3 separate regions of the Homo sapiens genome follow, and all the other regions are linked to region 1. The links are chromatin contacts, found by Hi-C or POLR2A ChIA-PET in ENCODE. All regions are on one chromosome and are shown on one strand. Each heading gives the region's core, a stretch centred on a gene start or an enhancer-like site at or near the end of the contact. The rest is flanking DNA. Distances are from core to core; before and after follow the strand shown. Region 1 holds the start of NADK (NAD kinase). Region 2 holds the start of MORN1 (MORN repeat containing 1). Region 3 holds the start of B3GALT6 (beta-1,3-galactosyltransferase 6).

Region 1 (3,305 bases), core at 412-2,911:
GTGGTCACTTTGAAACAGTTGGGTTTGCAAAATAACCCCGGGAGAAGTTACAGAGCTTAAGAAATCCCCCAAGTTCTCATGATCCTTGCTTCCCTTTCCAGTCACCCTTGGTGCCCTGTACTTCACTGTGGTCCTGAACTGAAGAGCTGTGTTTTTCAGGAAGACTTGGCCAGGCCGTGTTCCGTGTCTCTGGATTCAAGTCCCAGGAGTCCTGACCAGAGAGCAGGTATGCGGGTGTGGGGAAGGGCTGCAGAGGACTCAGGTCCACACCGACCCTGGGCCAGGTGATCACACAGAAAGTATAGACAGGGACTGAACCTCAGAAAACAATGGCTGGGCCAGGTGCAGTGGCTTACGCCTATAATCCTAGTACTTTGGGAGGCCGAGGCGGGTGAAGTTTGAGACCCAGCCTGGGCAAAATGGTAAAACCTCATCTCTACACACACACACACACACACACACAAATATATATATATATGAATGAAGTAGTCGAGTGTGGCGGGACCTACTTGTAGTCCCAACTACTAGGGAAGCTGAAGTGGAAGGATCGCTTGCACCTGAGAGGTCAAGGCTGCAGTGAGCCGTGAGCCCGCCACTGGACTCCGGCCTGGGGGACGAATGAGACACTATCTCAGAAAAACAAAACAATGTCTGGCACCTGGGGGACCAGCAGGTTAGAGCAGCTGGTCGTGCATTGCCAGTTTACCTGACAGTGACTCGAGAGCTGAGAACTGGGTATAGGGCACATTATTGGGATATTTGAGGCCTGAAGGCGCTGATGAGCAGCCACCAGTTCAGCAAGTGCGGGCTGGGTGGGACCCGCAGTTCCAACAAACACTACAAAGTCCGCTCCTGTGGCTTTGGCCTCCTCCCCCAACTCCCCGAGTCCTCCAGCCTGTGGGGTGCGCAAAACACGGCTCCCTGGTCCCCCTAGAGGTGCCCCAGGCCACCGGGTCCTCCCTCCACTGCCAGCCTTGGGATCCCAAGCGTAGACCTCTGAGGACGTTCGTGGGCGTGCAAGGCGCACCTGGCCGCTAGAGGTGGGCGTGAGGCCGATCGCGGTTCCCCCAGGCGCAGGGCCGCCCTCCCAGCCCCGACGGACAGCCCCGAGGGAGCGCAGCGCTGCCGCAGCTGCTCTAAGTTTCGGTTCCCAAATCCGGCTCGGCCCACACCGTGTCACAGCCCGGTAATTAGGGAAGCGGCGGCGGGCGGGGCCAGCTCTCGCGGGGCACCTGCACTCCCCTGAGCCGGCCCACGTGGTCCGGGAGGTCCCGCCCGCGGTGGCGGTGAGTTGGGGGCGGGACGCCGGGCTGGGATCACAATGTCGGGGGCGCCTAGGCGTAGACGTGGCGGGCGGACCCGGGGGCGCCCTCCGGACGCGGCAGGTGAGTGGGGACGGGAGCCGGGGGCCGCCCTCCTCGGGGCGCCGACCCCCGCCTACCCGAGTCGCGGACGCCCGCCCCTGTCCCCGCTGCCCGCCTCCACTCCCTGGTCACTGCTCTCCACCGCGATTCGCCCCTCTTCCCCACCGCCCGCCTCTTTCCCGCCACGCCCGCCGCCTCCCGCCCGCGCGGGGTGTCCCGGCGCCGGTGGGACCCGGCAGACGCGCGGGACGCCCCACGTGCGCGGCAGCGCGCATGCGTGGCGGGTGCGCCTGCGCAGTGGGCGGGCGCGGCGCATTGCTGCTCGGCGGCGCCGGCGCCGGGGTCCGGGCGGCCATGGGGCAACAGGCGGCCAGGGCGCCAAGGGCCAGGTAGCGACGGCTGGCGGCGGCGCGGCGGCGGGGCCTGCGGGCTCGGTCCGGCATGTAGACGCCCCCGCAGGCGCCCGCGGCAGCGAACGGTGAGTGAGCAGACCCGGCCTGCCGTCCGCCTGGGGTCGCCCGCTGCCTGGGGTCATCGCTGCCCGCGAGCGCGCGGCCAGGCGGGGAGACACCAGGCCGGCCCTGCCCATCTGGCCTGCTGAGGAGGCCGTGGAAGTGCTGACGGGCCACCGCTCCGTCCCGAATGGGGCACCAGCACGGCCCAGGGCGAGGCTCGGCCTTGGGGACGGGTCTGAGGGAGGCCGCTGTCCGGCCTGGCTCTCCCGGGCGGGGAAGGTGGGGCCGTCCAGCCCGGACCGCGCTTGTCAGTCGCCTCTGCTTGGGCGGCCAGGTCCTCGGTGTCCGGCCTTCCGTGGGTGGTTTCAGCAAGCAGGAGGGGTCTTTGACTCGTGAAAGCTTAGAGGGGCCCAAACCTAGTGGGAAAGTATGAATAAAAGATTCTATACAGCAGTATTGGCATGGAATTCTCTAAAAACACATCTCTGATTTAGTGCCCAGTACTTGCCAGAAAATTCCAATAGTCTATGGTGATGTTCCTACAGGCGGCTGCCATCCAGTAGGTCAGATGTCAGCACCGGCCTTGAGCTCTAGGTCGTCGTTTTTTTTCTTAATTGTGGGAACAGGGCGTGCCCAGCTCCGAAGGCCTGGTGGAGTTTTCCTTCCCAGGCCAAGGACCACCCCCACCCTCCCATCCCTCCTCCCCAAGCAATGAGATTCCTTTTGGCTTCGATTCCGAGTAACAAGTTATTTTTCCTTTCTTGTTTTGGAACACACTAAGTTTTACATTCAAAAGTTCATTATTCTTGGCTCTTGATGGGAATACATTTCAAAACTCTTCTCTTCTTGTGTTCCATGTCTCTCTGACAGCCTTAGTTGGCCTGAAACTGACATGTTTGCCTTAATAAGTTTTTTTTTCCTCCTGATGTCATCTTGTCTAAGAAGCTAGTTACTTTAACACCTTGTTAGATAATTCCCTTCAAGTACTTATTCCCCTGAACATTGTCCTCTCAAGCCTCTGGAAATTTCCTGTCCCCTTGGAACTTCTCTGTAAGGCCTGTTTGCTCTCAGCAGTGACTTCACTGGGACTTTTGCAGCCACTTTATGGTGTTAGCACGCTGATTCCAAGCTACTTGAGGAATCACAGGTGCCACCGCAGTACCCAACAAAATAGCTTCATCATTTGGAGGTGTCCTCTCGAGATGTTTCTGTGTGTATATGTGTGTGTATGTTAGAAACAGGGCCTCACTCTGTCCTCCAGGCGTGTTTATGGTGGCATGATTATAGCTCACTGTAACCTCAAATTCCTGGGCTCAATTGATCCTCCCACCTCAGCCTCCTGAGTAGCTGGGATTACAGGCCTGCACCACCACACCTAGCTGATTTATAAAATTTTTTGTAGAGATAGAGTCTCACTGTGTTGTCCAGGCTAGTCTCAACCTCCTGGCCTCAAGAGATCCTCCTGCCTCCACTTCCCAAAGTGCTG
Region 2 (3,305 bases), core at 237-2,736, 610 kb before region 1:
CGTCCGGGAGCATTGACAGTCTGGCTCCCACCTTTCTCTTCACGTCCCCATCCCCAATTCCTCCGGGACTAAGAAAGCCCCCGGCTGCCGTGCACCAAGCTTCACGCCTCTGGTGTTGTTCAGTCCTCTGAAATGCCCTCCCAGACCCCGTCTCTTCCTCCTTCCCAAGGCCACATTCCAGCCTGGGCTCCCCGCTCCTCTGGGCCTGACCATCTTATATCTCCACCTGGCTCTGACACACTGTTACCGCCGTCGCCGTCACCTCAGGCATACGGCAGAAGCCATGTGAGAGTCTGAATTACTGAGAACCCTTTATCCACTTACGGGGATAACTGCATCTTCCTGGGAAATGTCAACTCAACTAAAAATAAAGTGCTTCCAGGACTAGCGGCCAGTCTCTACTCTTCATAAAGGGAAAAGGGCAAAAGCCCACTGAAGGTACTTAGGCTGAAAGCAGCCCTCTGTGCTGTGAGACACCTGGCAGAGAAACGAACGATACCTTTATCAGTGGGGCCACAGACCAGTACTAAGTCAGCCTGGAGAATTTATGATTTTATTGCCTATTTAGAATACGATCAAAACCGATGTAACTAGTTTCCCTTCAGCCCGTCAGTAACGCCTTCACCCCAGAGCTTAACACTAAATCCTACAGATAAGCGCTGACCTGGACGCAGGATGGGGACAGGGCACATTACTCTGGAATACAGCCCAACTCGCAGCGCTGTGGGGGCCGCGACTGCCCGCTTCCCCCAGATGCCAAGCAGGGGATGCGGACGAGATGCGGCCCGGGTGGCTCGAGGGCTGCAGCCCCCGCCCGGCCCCTCTCCCGCTCCCCCGACCCTCGCAGGCCCCAGGGCTCCGCCGCACCCCCCAGCACCCCGTCCCGGGCCCGACCCCGAGGCGCGACCCGTACCCCTCAGGGCCGCGGGTCGGGAACACGGTCCCCGCGGCCACCCGGGCCCCGACGGCCCTCCCCGCCCGGCCCTCAGCGCGGCCCCGCCCGCCCGCGGCCTTGACAGCCCGGAAGAAGCGGAGGCGGCGCTGCCCGGCCGTTCCCGCGCCACGCAGCCCTTCCTGGCACCTCGCAGCTCCGCTACGGCCGAGCCGCGGTCTCCCTCACGGCCGCGGGAAGGAGGACGGCGGGGCACGGGCGGCCGCAGGCGCTGCGCTCCGGCTCCGGGAAGCTGCAGCGAGCACTTCCGCTCCGTCCTCCGCGGCGCCGCCTCCAGGGCCCCCAAGATGGCGCGAGGGCGGGGCCAAGGGCTCCAACCATTTCCGCTTCCGGCGCAGACGCGCAGGCCGTTGGCGGGCGGGCCTCCCGGCGGAAGAGACGACAGCGGCGGAAACGCGCACAGGCGCAGCTGCGTCCTCTGGCTCCGGGCCCGGCTAGCTTCGCTCCAGAGATTGCGCGGGCTCAGGGACTAGGCCCGTGGCCACACCCCCCCTTGCGACAAAGACCAATGGAAGCGGGCGTTGCTGGTCGCTAAGAGAACCCTCGGCGGCAAGATGGCAGCGGCGGGCGAGGGCACCCCGAGCTCCCGCGGGCCGCGTCGGGACCCGCCTAGGCGGCCGCCCCGGAACGGTAACGACTGCGGGCCACGGGACAGGTCGCTGGCTGCCCTGGGCTCCATTCAGGGTGCGATCGCTCTACGCCCTCGACCCCCAAATGCTCACCTCGGAAAGTAGAGGTCCAGGTGCCGCGGCGGAGCCAGGGCCGCCCCCGCGTCCCCCACTCCCACAGGACTCGCCGTGCGCCTCGGGCTCGGCTCGCACCCTTCCCCGAGCCCTCCTCCCGCAGCAGGCCAAGCCCTGCAGGGGGTCGCCCCCCGCGGGCTCCTAGCCGGGAAGACCGGGTTCCGGCCGCAGCCTCACAGCCAGCGGGACCTGGGGTTGCCATGGGGATCCCGAAGCCCAGGACTTGGGGCGAGGGCAGGCGCAGGAGCAGCACCAAGCCTCCTGACTTCCTGGCCGGTGCTGTCCAGAAACGCTAGGACGCGTTTCAAAAGCAGTTTTTGCCTGTACTTCCAGCACTTTGGGAGGCCGAGGCGGGTGGATCACCTGAGGTCAGGAGTTCGAGACCAGTGTGGCCAACATGGCGAAACCCGGTCTCTACTAAAAAATACAAAAATTGGCCCGGGGTGGTGCCTCCTGTAGTTCCAGCTACTCGGGAGGCTGAGGCAGGAGAATCGCTTGAACCCAGGAAGCGGAGGTTGCAGAGAGCCGAGATCGCGCCGCTGCACCCCAGCCTGGGCGACAGAGCAAGACTCAGTCTCAAAAAAAAAAAAAAGAGCAGGTTTTGATAGGAACTGTTTCTAGAATCAAATAAACGGGTCTGGAATGAACTCAGAGCTAACACTACTATCTTCAGGTAGAACCTGACCCTGATTTGGGACAGATACAGTAGCCTGTAGTAACCCCCTGCCCTCCTCCCCGACATTTTCCCATAAACCCTGCCCACAAAATGTGCCTGAGGAGCTGGTAGGGAGGGAGCCCTGCCCATTCCTGGAACTGCAGGAGTTGGCGGGTGGCACACCCAGCAACTAGGAGGAGATGAAGCCGGCCAGGCCATCCTTGGGTATGAGTGTGGATTTTCTCCCCAGCGATAGGAGGCCACTGAAGGGCCACGGCAGGGGATGGGAGAGTCTGCTCCTCCCCTGTGTGCCTCACTGACACTGCCGCTCTGCCTTCCCCTGGCTCACTCATCTCCTGCAACAAGGCTCCCAACCTGCTCCTCACCACCTCCCGAGCACCTCTGGTCTCTCAAGGACCTGCAGTTGTTTCAAGCCAGCCCTCCTCTTACTGGGCCTGTCTTCTCTGCACCAAGTAGGTCCTCATCCTTGTCACATAAACAAATGAGCAAATGAATGGCCCAACAGTCGACAGGAGAGCTCATGAGCCCCACAGGTCGCCTCTGGTCTGCTGAAGGTGACGTGTACCAACCCCTTGAAGGCCCTCAAGGGAGCTGCACTCCCTCCTTCAGCACTGGAGAGCATCCCTCATCTCTGTGTCTGTGCTTACCTGTGTGTGTCTTCTCAATACTCAGGTTATGGTGTCTACGTATACCCAAATTCCTTCTTTCGATATGAAGGAGAATGGAAAGCAGGGAGGAAGCACGGTGAGAAGCATCTGTGGTCTCTTCTTGCAGCTGCTGCCCCACAGCTGACGAAACCAGTTTCTCCCCGGGAGGTTGGGTGGGCAAGTGGCATTTCCTGTAGCTTTCGAGCCCATTGTACCCTGGTGCTTCCCTGGCTGCTCAGGGTAAGGCTGGATGGGCAGGGGAAACAGAGGCCTGGGAGACCCCCCTG
Region 3 (3,305 bases), core at 403-2,902, 550 kb after region 1:
GTTCAGTGACTTGTACACTGAAAAGATAGATGGCCAGTTTTAAAGTTCTCCTGCGTTTAAACACGGGCAGCAGCGGGGTTGACGGTACAGGCACCAAGTTCTGACATAAAAGTCTTTCCTTAAATCATGTAAAAAAACCGAGACGTGCGCACTGCCAACTTACACTCATCGACACAAACTTACAATATTTATAAATAAGTCGCAAGCAAACACTGAGTTACATTTACCACGAAGTCACTGGACAGAGACCAAAATCCCATGAAAGCGGATTGATGTGAAACCACGTTAGATCTGAGACGCAGACGTGAGAAACGCCACTGATAAGAGACACGGAAGATCGGAGCCCAGCCCCGTGAGCCGGTCGGGGACAGCACGGGGGTCAGCGTGCGGCCGGGCCCGGCTCAGGCTCGCTGAGGTCCAGGAACGGGCACCTCCACCTGGACACGGCGCGCTGCCCCGGCAACCCCCAGGGGTCTCCCAAACGCAGACCGGGACGCAGCGACCACAAGCGTGGCTGCGGGACGGGGGCCTTGGGGCCCGGGCGTAGTGCGCCCGCTCGGCACCTGCCCCAAGGCGCCGCCGGGTGAAGCAGGTGTCCCGGAGGGCCGGGCCGCGGCGGCTCAGGGGATGCCCTCCCTTCTCTGGCAGCACTGCGAGGGCGGCGCGGACCAGTCGTACACGTAGGACAGGCGCAGCTGCACCTCGCGCTTGCACAGGCGGCCCTCGCGCGCCAGCGTCGCGTGCTTCTCCAGCATGTCCTCCAGGCTCTGCTTGTGCGTCACCAGGTACTGGTTGCTGCAGCCGCGGGACCGGTATTCGGTGTCGAAGCGCGGGTCGTGCTCCCGCTGGACGTCCACCGGCGCCAGCCAGGCGCCCAGAGACACGTCCTCGCTGTGCCAGGCGCGCAGGTAGTCGCGGCTGAGGCGCAGGTAGTGCACCAGGTCGGCCGAGAGCACGTAGCCGCCGCCCAGCGCGTAGGGCAGGTAGTAGTCGCAGAGTTGCCAGGCGGCCTCGCGCCAGCGCCCCCCCGGCTTGACGCGGCCGCGGCCCGAGAAGAAGCCCCAGTAGAGGCGGCGGCGGCGCGCGGGCTCGCGGGCGCGCAGCTCGGCCAGCAGCGCGTCCAGCCGCGCGAAGGAGTCGTCGTCCGCCTTGAGCACGAACTCGAAGGCCACGTGCTCGTCCAGCCAGGCCAGCATGGCCAGCACCTTGGCCGTGAGGTTTTCGTAGGCGTCGCGCAGCGCGGGCAGCAGCAGCAGGTCCCCGTGCCGCGCCTGCTCCCGCTCCAGGGCGCGCCGCTCCTCGGCGCCCAGGCCGGCCGTGCCCACGGCAAAGCGCGCCCACACGTCGCCCGGGGCCCCGCGCCGCGCAAGCCACGTGCTGCGGATCACGCTGCGGCGCTCGGCGGCGCGGGGCGCGCTGGCCACCAGCACTGCCAGGAAGGCGGCGGCGCGCGCGGGCGCGGGGGGAGGCGGGCTGCGGCCCGACATCGCCCTGGGGTCCCCGGGCTCGGCCGCGCAGCGCGCCAGGTAGAGCAGCGCCGCCCCGCACAGCGCCAGCGTGCCCAGGCCTAGCGCCGCCCGCCGCCGCCACGCCCGCCGCAGCAGCTTCATGGCGCCCGCGCCGGGCCGGCGGCCCAGGCCGGACTCGCGAGTGCGCAGGCGCCGCCGGCTCGGGGCGGTGCGCGTGCGCACGGCGCTCCTGGGAGCGCGCCGGGGCCTTCCGCAGACGCCGAGCCCCGGGGCGCTCGGAGGCCGGCGGCCAATCGGCGGCCGTCACGTGGCCTCGGGCACCCTTGTCATTGGTCAACCTCGGAGCGGCCCCGCGACCGCTTCCGCCCGGAGGAGAGATGGTGGCGCCGGCGTCCCCTCCGTGAGGTCGCGCCCGTTCGCACCGCCCCCGCCCGCAAGAAAGATGGCAGTGGCCTGATCCGGGCCCGTTGGCGGCGTCACTGACGCTTCGCTCCGGTCCTCGGATCCCGAGCGCGGGGAGGCAGACCGGTGAGTGAGGGGCCCGGGACGGCCGCTGCAGGCCGCGGGGCCAAGTGTACGCCGGCCGGACGGCGAGGGCGGGTCTGGAGGCCGCCGCCGCCTCCCGCCTTGGGCTGGGGCATCGTCCGTCCGCTCGGCCTTGAGCCCTGGCGAGACTCCGCCGCCACCGGGGCTCCCGGGGTTCCCGGGGGCAGGGACAGGCCGACGACGCTGGCCTCCCCGGCCGCCGGCACGTCTGGTCTCCTACTGGCCAAAACCTACGAATGCCACCGGGAAACGGAGGCCCAAGGGGTCTGGTTGGACTCGCGTTTATCGGCGAGGCGACCTTGGACAAGCTGCCCCGCTTCCCTGCGCCTGCGCTTCCGCTTCTGAACCGCGTGGACCCTCATCCCCAGTTAGTAGGATTTGGAGATGTGAAGTCGGCTGTGTGGAGCCCTTGATGTCTGGCTCAGAGGCGGTGTTATGAACCCTGTTGAGCTTTTAGAATCTAACCGTGTGTGTTGTTAACTGCCAGAAATAGCCTCGTTCCACCAGAGCTGAAGCCCAGGGATGGCAAAGAAATAGCGTCTCTGCCTAAGCTGTTTCCCACGTCCGTTTTGCAAGGGTGTGTTGATTCCTTGCTGGGAACTGAGCTGCTAGGGGATGGCGAAGTCGAAACCCCATTCCGGTGGGACCGGCCCGCTCCGCTGTGCTGCGAACCTGGCACACCGTGATGAATAGATACTCTGAAGCCAGGAGAGGAAGCGCCACTTGATGGACTCCTGATATTTATAGTTACTTTTGGGTTACTTTTTATTCCCCCTTTTTCGAGACAGGGTCTTATCTTTTTGTTTTTGTTTTTTAAAGAGACGCAGTCTCACTGTGTTGCCCAGGCTGGTCTCACGATCCTCCTGCCTCAAGTAAACCGTGTAACTCATCAAGATATGTAGAATCAAGAACTAGCTTTATTTTCTCTAGGAACAAAGTACAGTCTCTTTGCACACAGCGTGTGTTTTACGACTGTAGTTAGTGGAGTCAGCACCAGGAGGAGGTGTCTTGGTTCTTATCCAGGACTCTCCCCTGGTCAGGCGATCTGGGACGACAGGAATAGAATTATGCCACCACTAGGGAAGGGAAAAGCCCTCAGCCATGTTCAGAAAATCAGGCCGGGTGCATGGCTCACGCCTATAGTCCCAGCACTTTGGGAGGCCGAGGCAGGAGGATCACTTCAGGTCAGGAGTTAGAGACCAGCCTGGCCAACATGGCAAAACCCCATCTCTACTAAAAATACAGATTAGTGGAGAGTGGAGGTGGGTGCCTGTAATCCCAGCTAACTGG

The links. Hi-C counts contacts between places; a loop is a spot of excess contacts on that map. ChIA-PET counts read pairs that join two places held with the same protein, here RNA polymerase II (POLR2A). Pooled maps may share reads with other maps.
Region 2: a map of CD8-positive, alpha-beta T cell shows a loop between it and region 1 (5-fold over the local background). The contact joins the promoter of MORN1 here to the promoter of NADK in region 1. A Hi-C loop is called at or near these places in 1 of 168 maps with a recorded cell type or tissue (CD8-positive, alpha-beta T cell), 2 of 37 single-sample maps with no recorded cell type and 8 of 50 pooled maps. POLR2A ChIA-PET finds 5 or more read pairs at or near these places in 1 of 52 experiments (PC-9).
Region 3: a pooled map shows a loop between it and region 1 (32-fold over the local background). The contact joins the promoter of B3GALT6 here to the promoter of NADK in region 1. A Hi-C loop is called at or near these places in 2 of 37 single-sample maps with no recorded cell type and 4 of 50 pooled maps.

The regions. Positions count from the first base shown.
Region 1 is chr1:1,776,826-1,780,130 of GRCh38, reverse strand. NADK (NAD kinase) reads left to right here and starts at 1,661. Exons shown (of 12, transcript NM_023018.5): 1 at 1,661-1,842. RefSeq lists a silencer at 946-2,145.
Region 2 is chr1:2,389,735-2,393,039 of GRCh38, reverse strand. MORN1 (MORN repeat containing 1) reads left to right here and starts at 1,486. Exons shown (of 14, transcript NM_024848.3): 1 at 1,486-1,582; 2 at 3,044-3,115. The coding sequence starts at 1,507. It overlaps RER1 (retention in endoplasmic reticulum sorting receptor 1), which reads right to left and starts at 1,199. Exons shown (of 7, transcript NM_007033.5): 1 at 1,082-1,199. RefSeq lists silencers at 914-1,213, 1,314-1,423, 1,554-1,623, 1,784-1,913 and enhancers at 455-1,327, 1,196-1,490.
Region 3 is chr1:1,230,584-1,233,888 of GRCh38, reverse strand. B3GALT6 (beta-1,3-galactosyltransferase 6) reads right to left here and starts at 1,652. Exons shown (of 1, transcript NM_080605.4): 1 at 1-1,652. The coding sequence starts at 1,610. The coding sequence ends at 621. It overlaps SDF4 (stromal cell derived factor 4), which reads left to right and starts at 1,888. Exons shown (of 7, transcript NM_016176.6): 1 at 1,888-1,997. RefSeq lists enhancers at 571-1,252, 1,253-1,934 and a silencer at 1,551-2,410.